2 separate regions of the Homo sapiens genome follow, and region 1 is linked to region 2. A link is a loop called in an ENCODE intact Hi-C map of the cell type or tissue named here. Cell type or tissue: ascending aorta. All regions are shown on one strand. Each heading gives the region's core, and the rest is flanking DNA. Links, peaks and the distances in the headings are about the cores only. Region 1 has its middle 19 kb from the start of FEM1A. Region 2 overlaps UHRF1 (ubiquitin like with PHD and ring finger domains 1).

Evidence for each region. Hi-C counts contacts between places; a loop is a spot of excess contacts. Peaks named below come from ENCODE experiments on the same cell type or tissue, not always from the same donor. Only the 100,000 strongest peaks of a DNase experiment are listed, where the experiment ranks them.
Region 1: a loop joins it to region 2, with 8 times the contacts of the local background. A loop is called at or near these places in 88 of 110 quality-filtered maps.

The regions. Positions count from the first base shown.
Region 1 is chr19:4,807,698-4,813,064 of GRCh38, reverse strand. No RefSeq gene overlaps it. Among named protein-coding and RNA genes, the nearest start is that of FEM1A, 19 kb to the right of the region's middle. RefSeq lists enhancers at 78-157, 1-546. In ascending aorta, for the core only: CTCF peaks have their summits at 1,215 (motif pointing left) and 3,299 (motif pointing left); DNase peaks (open chromatin) are centred at 1,204, 3,264 and 4,707; H3K4me3 peaks cover 294 bases; H3K27ac peaks cover 2,868 bases.
Region 2 is chr19:4,909,653-4,914,947 of GRCh38, reverse strand. It overlaps UHRF1 (ubiquitin like with PHD and ring finger domains 1), which reads right to left. Exons shown (of 17, transcript NM_001048201.3): 1 at 5,293-5,295; 2 at 3,910-4,072. The coding sequence starts at 4,062. It also overlaps a transcript of ARRDC5 not described here. Among named protein-coding and RNA genes, the nearest start is that of UHRF1, 2.8 kb to the right of the region's middle. RefSeq lists a silencer at 4,589-5,108. In ascending aorta, for the core only: a CTCF peak has its summit at 2,982 (motif pointing right); DNase peaks (open chromatin) are centred at 2,857, 4,463 and 4,907; H3K4me3 peaks cover 2,463 bases; H3K27ac peaks cover 2,137 bases.

The DNA.
Region 1 (5,367 bases), core at 247-5,246, 100 kb after region 2:
AAATACCTGAGCAGGGGCAGTGAACTGGCTATTCCTTCATTTGACCAACGTTCATCCAGCGCCTACTGTGTGCTGGGAGTTGTCCCAGACAGCAGACAGAAGTGATTAGTCATTGGCTGTCATTTCCGTAGGGGAGGAGAGGAAGGAATAGTAAACAAATTATAAAAGAAGAAAGCAAAATAGTTTCAGAAAGTGAAGAGCCTTCGGGCTGGGTGCGGTGGCTCACCCCTGTAATCCCAGCACTTTGGGAGGCTGAGGCGGGCGGATCATGAGGTCAGGAGATCGAGATCATCCTGGCTAACAGGGTGAAACCTCGTCTCTACTAAAAATACAAAAAATTAGCCAGGCGTGGTGGCACGCGCCTGTAATTCCAGATACTTGGGAGGCTGAGGCAGAAGAATCATTTGAACCCAGGAGGTAGAGGTTGCTGTGAGCTGAGATGGGGCTATTGCACTCCAGCCTGGACAACAAGAGCAAAACTCTGTCTCAAAAACAAAAAACAGGCCGGGCGCGGTGGCTCACGCCTGTAATCCCAGCACTTCGGGAGACCGAGGCGGGCGGATCATGAGGTCAGGAGATCGAGACCATCCTGGCTAACACGGTGAAACCCCGTCTCTACTAAAACTACAAAAAATTAGCCGGGCGTGGTGGCGGGCACTTGTAGTCCCAGCTACTCGGGAGGCTGAGGCAGGAGAATGGCGTGAACCCGGGAGGCGGAGCTTGCAGTGAGCCGAGATCGCACCACTGCACTCCAGCCTGGGCGACAGAGCGAGACTCCGTCTCAAAAAAAAAAAAAGAAGTGGTGGTGGGAGTGTCTCAGGAGAAAGAATTTCAGCAGGGGTGGCCGAAGGGGCTCTCTAGGAGGGGGTGTTGGAGTTGAGACCTGGGGGGAAGAAAAGGAGTCAGTCATGGGAAGAGCTGGAGGTGAAAGTGGGAATGACCTTCTAGGCAGAGGGCACAGCCCATGCAAAGGCCCTGGGGGCAGATGGCACCTGGTGTGTTGGAGGAACAGCGAGGAGGCTGGAGCAGAGTGAGCGACGGGCAGAGAGGGAGGAGGGGAGGGCGAAAAGGGGATGGGGCAGGTTAAGCAGGGCCTGGTGGGTCATGGGGAGGTCTTGGGCTTTGACCCCCAGGCGGGTGGGAGCCATGCAGGGCTGTGGGCAGAGGAGGGACAGGACCTGACTCCAGTGCTCACAGGTGCCCTCTGGTGGCCGCTGCAGGGAGGACAGACCTTGGTGGGCCAGGGCTGATGCTGGGGCACCAGGGTGGAGGCGACTGCACTGGTCTGGGTGAGTGATGTTGGCTGGGGCTGGACCAGGTAGAGACAAGAGCAGAGGAGATGTGGGCACATTCAGGGCCTGCCCAGTTCAGAGGACCCTTTCCTGTTCCTTAAAGTGACTGAAAAAGAATTCGGCCCAGGAACCTTCACTTGTCCCAGGTCAGCCAGGCTGGCCTCGGCAGCAGGAACAGCGGGTTCAAGCCCCTGCTTCTCCCTGAGATAGTGTGGCACTTGGGGCAAGACACAGCCTTCCTCTTCCTCTTCTTCTTCTTCTTCCTCCTCCTCCTCTTCCTCTTCTTCTTCCTCTTCCTCCTCCTCTTCCTCTTCCTCTTCTTCTTCTTTCTTCTTCTTTCTTCTTCTTCTATTTTGTGACAGAGTTTCACTCTTCTTGCCCAGGCTGGAGTGCAATGGTGGAATCTCGGCTCACTGCAACCTCCGCCTCCTGGGTTCAAGCAATTCTCCTGCCTCAGCCTCCTGAGTAGCTGGGATGACAGGCACCCACCACCACATCCAGCTAAATTTTTTTTTTTTTTTTTTTTTTTTTTTTTAGTAGAGACAGGGTTTCCTCATGTTGGCCAGGCTGGTCTTGAACTCCTGACCTCAGGTGATCCACCTGCTTCGGCCTCCCAAAGTGCTGGGATTACAGGCGTGAGCCACCGCGCCCGGCCGGCAGCCTTTTTCTGGGCCTCATCTTCCTCATTTGTACCATAGACCTCACGTCTGGAACTCCCATTCCCAGCTGTCTCCACATACCTCCTGTAGATCTGTAAAGCAGGGTCATTTTGAATGCCCTGAGGGTCGGGCACGGTGGCTGACGTCTGTAATCCCAGCAGTTTGGGAGGCCGAAGTGGGAGGATCACATGAAGCCAGGACTTTGAGATCAGCCTGGTCAACACAGTGAGAATCCTGTCTCAATGAAATGAAATGAAATAATGAAATAAAAAGCCAGGCTTGGTGGCACCCACCTGCTGTCCCAGCTACTGGGAGGCTGAAGCAGGAGGATCCCTTGAGCCCAGGAAGTCAAGGCTGCAGTGAGATATCATGGTGTCACTGCACTCCAGCCTGGGTGACAAAGCTGGACCTTGTCTCAAAAAAAAAAAAAAGCTCAGGCTCCTTGGCTCACGCCTGTAATCCCAGCACTTTGGGAGGCCAAGATGGGAGGATCATTTGAGGTCAGGATTTAAAAGACCAGCCTGACCAACATGGTGAAACCCTGTCTGTACTAAAAATACAAAAATTAGCCGAGCGTGGTGATGCGTGCCTTTAATCCCAGCTACTCAGGAGCCTGAGGCAGGAGAATTGCTTGAACCTGGGAGGTGGAGGTTGCAGTGAGCCGAGATCACGCCACCGCACTCCAGCCTGGGCTACGGAGTGAGACTCTGTCTCAAAAAAAAGAAAGAAAGAGGCCGGGCGCAGTGGCTCACACCTGTAATCCCAGCACTTTGGGAGGCCCAGGCAGGCGGATCACGAGGTCAGGAGATCAAGACCATCCTGACCAACATGGTGAAACCCCGTCTCTACCAAAAATACAAAAAAATTAGCCAGGCGTGGTGGCGGGCGCCTGTAGTCCCAGCTACTCAGGAGGCTGAGGCAGGAGAATGGCGTGAACCTGGGAGGCGGAGCTTGCAGTGAGCTGAGATCGCACCACTGCACTCCAGCCTGGATGACAGAGCGAAACTCCATTAAAAAGAAAAGAAAAGAAAAGAAAAGAAATCTATGTTGTCCAGTGCTGGAGACAGACAGTATTAGGCAGTTATGGGGTGATGGGGGCTCTGATGGGGAAGCTGTGGGACCCCAAAGGGGACCCTAGACTGGCCTGGGGAGATTAAAGGAAGTTTCTGAAAGAAGGAAGTAAGCTAAGACCTCAGGCCTTCATTGGAATGAGCCACGGGCGGGGAGAGAGTTCTAGAAGGTGGTACAGCATGGGTGAAGGTCTGGAAGGTCTGGAAGGCAGCTCCAGGCAGGACCAGGTCCCCAGCTCTAGGGGCTCAGCTGCGATTTGCGCTGCCCCAGCGCCCTCTGGTGGCCACCGCCCGCCGGCCCCACGTGGCCACGAAAGCCCAGATTCCCTGGGAGCCTAACAGCCTTGAAGAAAAATAGGAAGAAAAAAAAATAAGAAAATGTCCCATTTATTTCTTTATTTATTTTGAGATGGAGTTTTTGCTCTTGTTGCCCAGGCTGGAGTGCAGTGGCGCGATCTTGGCTCACTGCAACTTCCACCTCCCGGTTTCAAGCGATTCTCCTGCCTCAGTCTCTCAAGTAGCTGGGATTACAGGCATGCACCACCATGCCCAGCTAATGTTGTGTTTTTAGTAGAGACGAGGTTTCTCCATATTGGCCAGGCTGGTCTCGAACTCCTGACCTCAGGTGATCTGCCCGCCTTGGCCTCCCAAAGTGCTGGGATTACAGGCGTGAGCCACCGAGCCCGGCCCAATGTCCCCTCTATTTAAAAACGGTGAAATGTGAATAAATAACAGAGGATTTCTTTCTGGAAGTCAGTATACACACAGCCAGACCGGGCTGGGCAGCTATATGTGCCTGCTTGGAATGATCTCTTTCTGATACATATTTTTTTGAGACCAACTCTTACTCTGTCGCCCAGGCTGGAGTGCAGTGGCCTGATCTCAGCTCATTGCAGCCTTCGCCTCACAGGTTTAAGCAATTCACCTGCCTCAGCTTTCCGAGTAGCTGGGATTACAGGCATGCGCCACCACGGCCAGCTAATTTTTGTATTTTTAGTAGAGATGGGGTTTCACATATGTTGTCCAAGCTGGTCTTGAACTCCTGAGTAGCTGGGATTACAAGCATGCGTCACCATGCCCAGCTAATTTTGTATTTTTAGTGGAGACGGGGTTTATCCATGTTGGTCAGGCTGGTCCTGAACTCTTGACCTTAGGTGATCCACCTGCCTCGGCCTCCCAAAGTGCTGGGATTACAGGCCTGAGCCACTGTGCCCGGCATTTATTATTATTATTGTTTATTTTTTATTTTTTGAGATGGCGTCTCGCCCCGGCACCCAGGCTGGAGTGCAGTGGCGTGATCTCCACCTCCTGGTTCAAGCGATTCTTGTGCCTCAGCCTTCCAAGTAGCTGGGATTACAGGGGCCCGCCACCACACCCAGCTATTTTTTATATTTTTAGTAGGAGACGGGGGTTTTACCATGTTGGCTAGGTTGGTCTCGAACTCCTGACCTCAGGTGATCTGCCCACCTCGGCCTCCCAAAGTGTTGGGATTACAGGCGTGAGCCACTGCGCCTGGTCCTGTTATTTCTTAAGTGGAGACATCAGTGGTTTTTACTGTATTCACTATATTATGCAACTATTGCCACTATCTAATTTCAGAAACTTTCATCACCCCAAAAAGCAGCACTGGAACCATCAGCTGACACTGCCCACTGCCTCCCCCCAGCCCCGGCACCCATGCATCCCCTTCCTGTTTCTGTGGATGAGCCTGTCCTGAACATTTCACAGAAATTGGATCACGTGGCCGGGCGCGGTGTCTCACACCTGTAATCCCAGCACTTTCGGAGGCCAAGGCAGGTGGATCACAAGGTCAGGAAATCGAGACCATCCTGGCTAACACGGTGAAACCCCGTCTCTACTAAAAATATAAAAAAATTAGCCGGGCGTGGTGGCGGGCGCCTGTAATCCCAGCTACTCGGGAGGCTGAGGCAGGAGAATGGCGTGAACCTGGGAGGCAGAGCTTGCAGTGAGCCGAGATCACGCCACTGCACTCCAGCCTGGGCAACAGAGCGAGACTCCATCTCAGAAAAAAAAAAAAAGAAAGAAATTGGATCACACACTGTGTGGCCTTTTGTGTCTGCCTTCTCTCACTGAGCAAAACATGAATATGTTTTCTGATGCCCATCCTATTTTTTGAGACAGGGTCTCATTCTGTTACCCAGCCTGCAGTGCAGTGGCAAGATCATGGTTCACTGTAGCCTTGAACTCCTGGGCTCAAGCGATCCTCCCGCCTCAGCTTCCCAGGTAGCGGGGACTACAGGCAGGCACCACCACACCCGGCTAACTTTTGTATTTTTTTGTAAAGACAAGAATCTCACTATGTTACCCAGGCTGATCTCAAACTCC
Region 2 (5,295 bases), core at 1-5,000:
ACAGTGCAGAGCGGGACAGGCCCTGTGCTAAGAGATTGATTTCGCTTTCATTGTGAGCCTGGCACAGGGCTCACTCCGCCCTTCAAATCCACAACCTCATTGAATTCGCACTGCGCTGCAGCGTGGTGGGTATTAGCCCTATCTAAAATAAGATGATGTGGGAGCTGGCGAGTCGCGGGCCAGGGATGCTGAAAAGATTATGTACAGTGCAGAGCGTTGTACCCGAGCAGGTTAAAGGTGCCGCAAAAGACAGCTATTGTTATTTTGATGTGCAGCCAAAAAAAAAAAAAAGATTGAGGGGTGGGGGCCGCAGATGCCTCTCCCGTTGCCTAGGCTGGGCCGTCTGCCCAAAGTCACTGCCCTCGATCAGCTCCCTGCGTTCCCGCCCATCAAGTGACATCACTGTCACCCTATTCAGCCCAAGTGAGACCACCACGAGATCCTCCATATTCCGAGACAGACCCAACTCTGTTCTGCTCTGGGGTCTCCATCAACTTCACTGCAGACCTTGGGCTGCTAGGCCAGGTTTCTTTAAACAGGGAAAAAAAAAGACTGTGAACACTCTAGAACATTCTATAAGGACAACTGCCCATTTGTGCCCACCGGGAACTGTGTTGCTTTCTATCACGTTAGCCTGGGTGCCTGCAGACTTCACGCTCTGGGAGGTGCTGCTGTGTGCCTCTGTCCCGCCTTCCCGCCACTGTCCAAACCTCCCTGCTGCCAGCTCACTTTCCCAGCCATGCAAGTGGGGAAACTGCATCACCTCTCTGTGGCCCGGAAGACAGAAGCAACGACACGATCTCTTAAAAGCTACTGCATGGGGGCCGGATGCGACGGTTCACACCTCTAATCCCAGCACTTTGGGAGGCCAAGGTGGGGGAGGGGGGTGTGAATCACCTGAGGTCGGGAGTTCGAGACCAGCCTGACCAACATGGAGAAACCCCATCTCTACTAAAAATACAAAAAAAATTAGCTGCGCATGGTGGCGCACACCTGTAATCCCAGCTACTCGGGAGGCTGAGGCAGAAGAATCGCTGGAACCCAGGAGGTGGAGGTTGAGGTAAGCCGAGATCACGCAATTGCACTCCACCTTGGGCAATAAGAGCGAAACTGTCTCCAAAAAAAAAAAAAAAAAAAAAAGCTACTGCATGGGAAACAGCCACAGGGTAAGGGAACTAAGAGGCGGTTATGAAGGTTACACAGGAACACTGAATCTTTTCATAACTACCAGAGCTGACCTGGGAGACGAAATTCAGTGTTGAGAGCCCAGTCTCAGAAACCAAAATCCCAGGTTCCAATCCCAGCTCCCTGTTCAGTCCGGGTGAGTTCCGGCAAGGCTAGGGCCAGGTGTCATCACTGCGGACATCCTGACAATTAAAAGCACAATGTACGTGGCTGGGTGCAGTGGTTCACACCTGTAATCCCAGCACTTTGGGAGACGGAGGTAGGTGGATCACCTGAGGTCAGGAGTTCAAGACCAGCCTGGCCAACATGGTGAAACTCCGTCTCTACTAAAAATACAAAAAATTAATCAGGCGTGGTGGTGGGTGACTGTAATCCCAGCTACTTGGGAGGCTAAGGCAGGAGGATCGCTTGAACTTGGGAGATGAAGGTTGCAGTGAGCCCAGATCGAGCCACTGCACTCCAGCCTGGGCAACAAGAATGAAACTCCATCTCAAAAAAAAAAAAAAAAAAGCACAATGTACATGTCTAATTAACATACGTGTTCCTGTCATTGTCACACTAAACTTAGAAATGTGACAGACACTATTGTATGACTCAAGTATTATGTTACAAATGAGGGGAGATAGGGGTTTTGGGTTGCATGGATGTAGACATTTGTCAAAATTATTCAGTCTGTCTAACATCTGTTTCACTATAGACAAAGCTTTTAGGTCCGGCACTGTAGCTCACGCCTGTAACCCCAAAACTTTGAGAGGCCAAGGCAGGAGGGTCACTTGAGCCCAGGAGACCACCCTGGGCAATATAATAAGACCCCATCTCTACAAAAGATACAAAAACTAGCCAGGCATGGTGGTGCATGCCTATAGTCCTAGCTACTTGGGAGGCTGAGGCTGGAGGATTGCTTGAGCCCAGGAAGCTGAGGCTATAGTGAGCTGTGATCGTGCCACTGCAACACAGCCTGGGCAGAGTGAGATCCTGTCTCAAATAGGAACAACAACAAAAAAAATCAATGAAAACAGAACCAAAAACAAATACTGAGCTCTAGGTACTGACGGTGTGCTGCAGTAATAAGGGAAAGGTGGACTGGTGTCTGCAACTTACTTTGAAATGCATCCCAAAAAGATGGATTGGCGGGCAGAGAGAAAGACAGAGCGCTTCAAGATAAACCTAATAAGTCAGAATACCGATGGTGAAATCTACATGGCAGGTGTGTCTAGGTGTTTTCCCATTCCTGCATGGTTGAAATGCAAAAGTTAAAATGCTAGCTCGGTGGCTGGCATAGAGTGGATACTCAGCATTATCTCCTCTCCTGAACTTGGGAGCATGAGAGTCCAACCCGCCACTGACCTACGCTGTGAACTTAGAAGGTCCTTGCAGGCTTCAGAAACTCTTTGTGAAATGAAGCCTTCTGTGCTGACCCAATAGGCTGAGTGGCAAATCAAAATCAGTTTGGATGCCACAAAGGGAGCACGCATCATAGGAGGAGGGAGGAAGAGAGCGCCAGGCGGAGCTCCTCTGTCGAGCCCGGCCCTGCCTCTTCTCTGCACACACGCGGCTTGCACCGTCAACTCCCCAAGTTCTCCAGATCGCCTCCTCCCGGGGCAGGGCGGGTTAACTCAGATTCTTAAGACTCAAGTCATCACGTCTCTTACGGGAAGAGGGCTAATGAAGGTCTCCTATGGCATGCAAGCCAGAGAAATTAATCATCAGGTCTCATCTGGAGTGAGCAGGCATGATCCTCCCAGCCCCCAAAAACCCCTGGCCGGGCGCAGTGTTTATTTTCCAACCTAGACACCAGATGGCAGCAGTACCCGGTTCAAAATCCAACAACAACACAGTGGGGTACACGCAGCTCAACTGACGACTTTTAATCCAGTTCCAGTAGTCTACGCCCGTCCCCACGGTCCAACCAACTCCAGCAGATGGGACCTACACCTTCGATCACACTGTCTCATCCTGCCGGGAAACCCCACTCCCAGTAGGTCCCACAGTCCCCCACAAAAACACCAACCAAAGTAGCACCTCCACCCCCAGGTGCCAATGGAGGGAGCGCCCCAAACGTGGCAGCTATGAAATCAAAGGGGGACATTTTAAATGCAACGAGGGGCTGGAGACAGAACAGAGAAAGAGACGAGGGTCGGTGGACCCCTCGGGGACCACACGCCCCAGGTCAGCAGCAGCCGCAGCACAGCAGGCTCAGGGTGGCGGAAATTCCTGATTAGCAAGCGCCATCTCCAGACTCTGAATAAGCTAATCCAAATTTTTAGAAACAAACACTCGCAGGGTCTGATGCTTAACCGGTACAGGCTGAGAGCAATTGGTGGTGGATGTTTAAAAAAGAAAACCTGGTCCCCTCCGTCCTAGCTACCAGATGGTCCTGGGCCCTTTCTCGAAAATTCCTCAGCCTTCCATCGGCCACCTCCAAAACTTCTTTCTCTAGCCATTATTTTGAGGCGGAGCTTTGAAAAAAGAAGTTTAAAAGCCCAGACCCTATAGATTCGAGGGCCAGCCGCCAGCCCAGCGTGTCAATCTGTGAGTCCTCCCTTTGTTCCTTCCTCTCGCAGGCATTTGAGGTTTCTGTGGACTTCTCCTTCCGGGAGAGATGAAGTGGGACCGGACGAGGTTGTTGGGGGGGGAGGTGGGAGGGAGAAAGTATCGGCTGGTGGCTGCAGAGGCGCGAGGCCTGGACCAGGCATAGAACAAAGGTGCTGGCGGCGGGTGTACCTGTTTGCCCCTGTAGAACAGCCTCTGCAGGCCTGGCTCCACGTGGAACAGCTCCTGGATCTTCCGCCTCAGCTCCTCCACCTTGGTCAGCCTGGACAGCGAGTCCACCGTGTGGGTCTGCCTCCCGTCCATGGTCCGAACCTGGATCCACATGGTGTCGGCGCTGAGGGGAGGGACAGCAAAAACCCCCATCAGTTTTACCAGCACCTCTGAGCCATGCCATGCTCTAAGGAGTCGGGGTTGCTTTTGTCCGGCCTGTGGACACCAGGAAACTCCCAGGATGCCCTTCCAGTCCTCCTGTACAGCCAGACCCTGGCCAGGACCAGACACAACAAATTAAGCACTTAAGGCATTAACGACTAGCCAAGTGTTGAAGATTGAGGAGGAAGGAGAATGAAAAGAGGGAATTGAAAGAAAAGCAGAAGGTCCAACCCATCCCTCCTTCCCCACGACCAGAGGAGAAAGGAGGCCCGGGCCAAGTGGCCGAGTTGGTTCGTTTATTCATTCATTCATTGATTCATTCATTCCTCGGATTCCTATTTACGGAAGAGGGAATCCCAGAAGTCCAGCGCGGGCCGGAACTTCAGAAGTCCCGGGGGAACTCAACCAAGTGCCACTGAGAGGGAAAAACCCCACCCGAGATCCGCGGACCCCGGGACCCCTCGGTGCCCACGCCCCCCCTCCTTGCCGGCCCCCCCCGCGCGCGTGCGCGACCGGGCCCGCCCCGCGGTGGCCATGGTAACCGGCCGCCCCGTCCCGGCCACCCGCGAGCGCGCGCGCCCCGCGACTCACCTCGACCTCCAACCCCCGGCAGCTCGCGCCCCTCCAAACCCTGGACCCTCGGCGTCCCTCCCGCACTCCCACTGGCCCGCGCGGGTCGCGCCAGCGAGCCCACGCCCACCCCCGCCGCCGGGACTACAGAGGGGGCCCCCGCTCGTCAAGTCCCGCCCCCCTTCACTTGAGCCGCCTCTTATTGGCTCCGCAGCACCCGGCCGCCCCGCCCCGCTCGCTCCCCATTGGCCCAGATGCTCCCGGGGAACTCAGGGCGCGCGAAATCGGGCTCGGGCGCGACAATTGAATCGCGGGGCGCCCCGCGCGCAGGCGCGGAGCCTGACATCCTCCCCGGCGGCTCGCCAGGCCCTCCCCCACCCGGCGCGCTCGACCCCCCGCCGGGCTCCGGGGACGCAGCGCTGGTCCCGGCTCCAGCCGGATGTGTGCCGGGGAACGATTCCCGAGGGTTAGGTGGAAGGGGAGGCCCTGGATCCCGGGACAGAGTGCGGGACATGCGTGCGCCCGGGCTGGCCGCGCGGGAAAGTTTTGCAAAGTTCCCGAGCCCCGTGCGCCCGGCCCGGGCTGGCACCCCGACCCGGCCCGCCCGCTCACCTC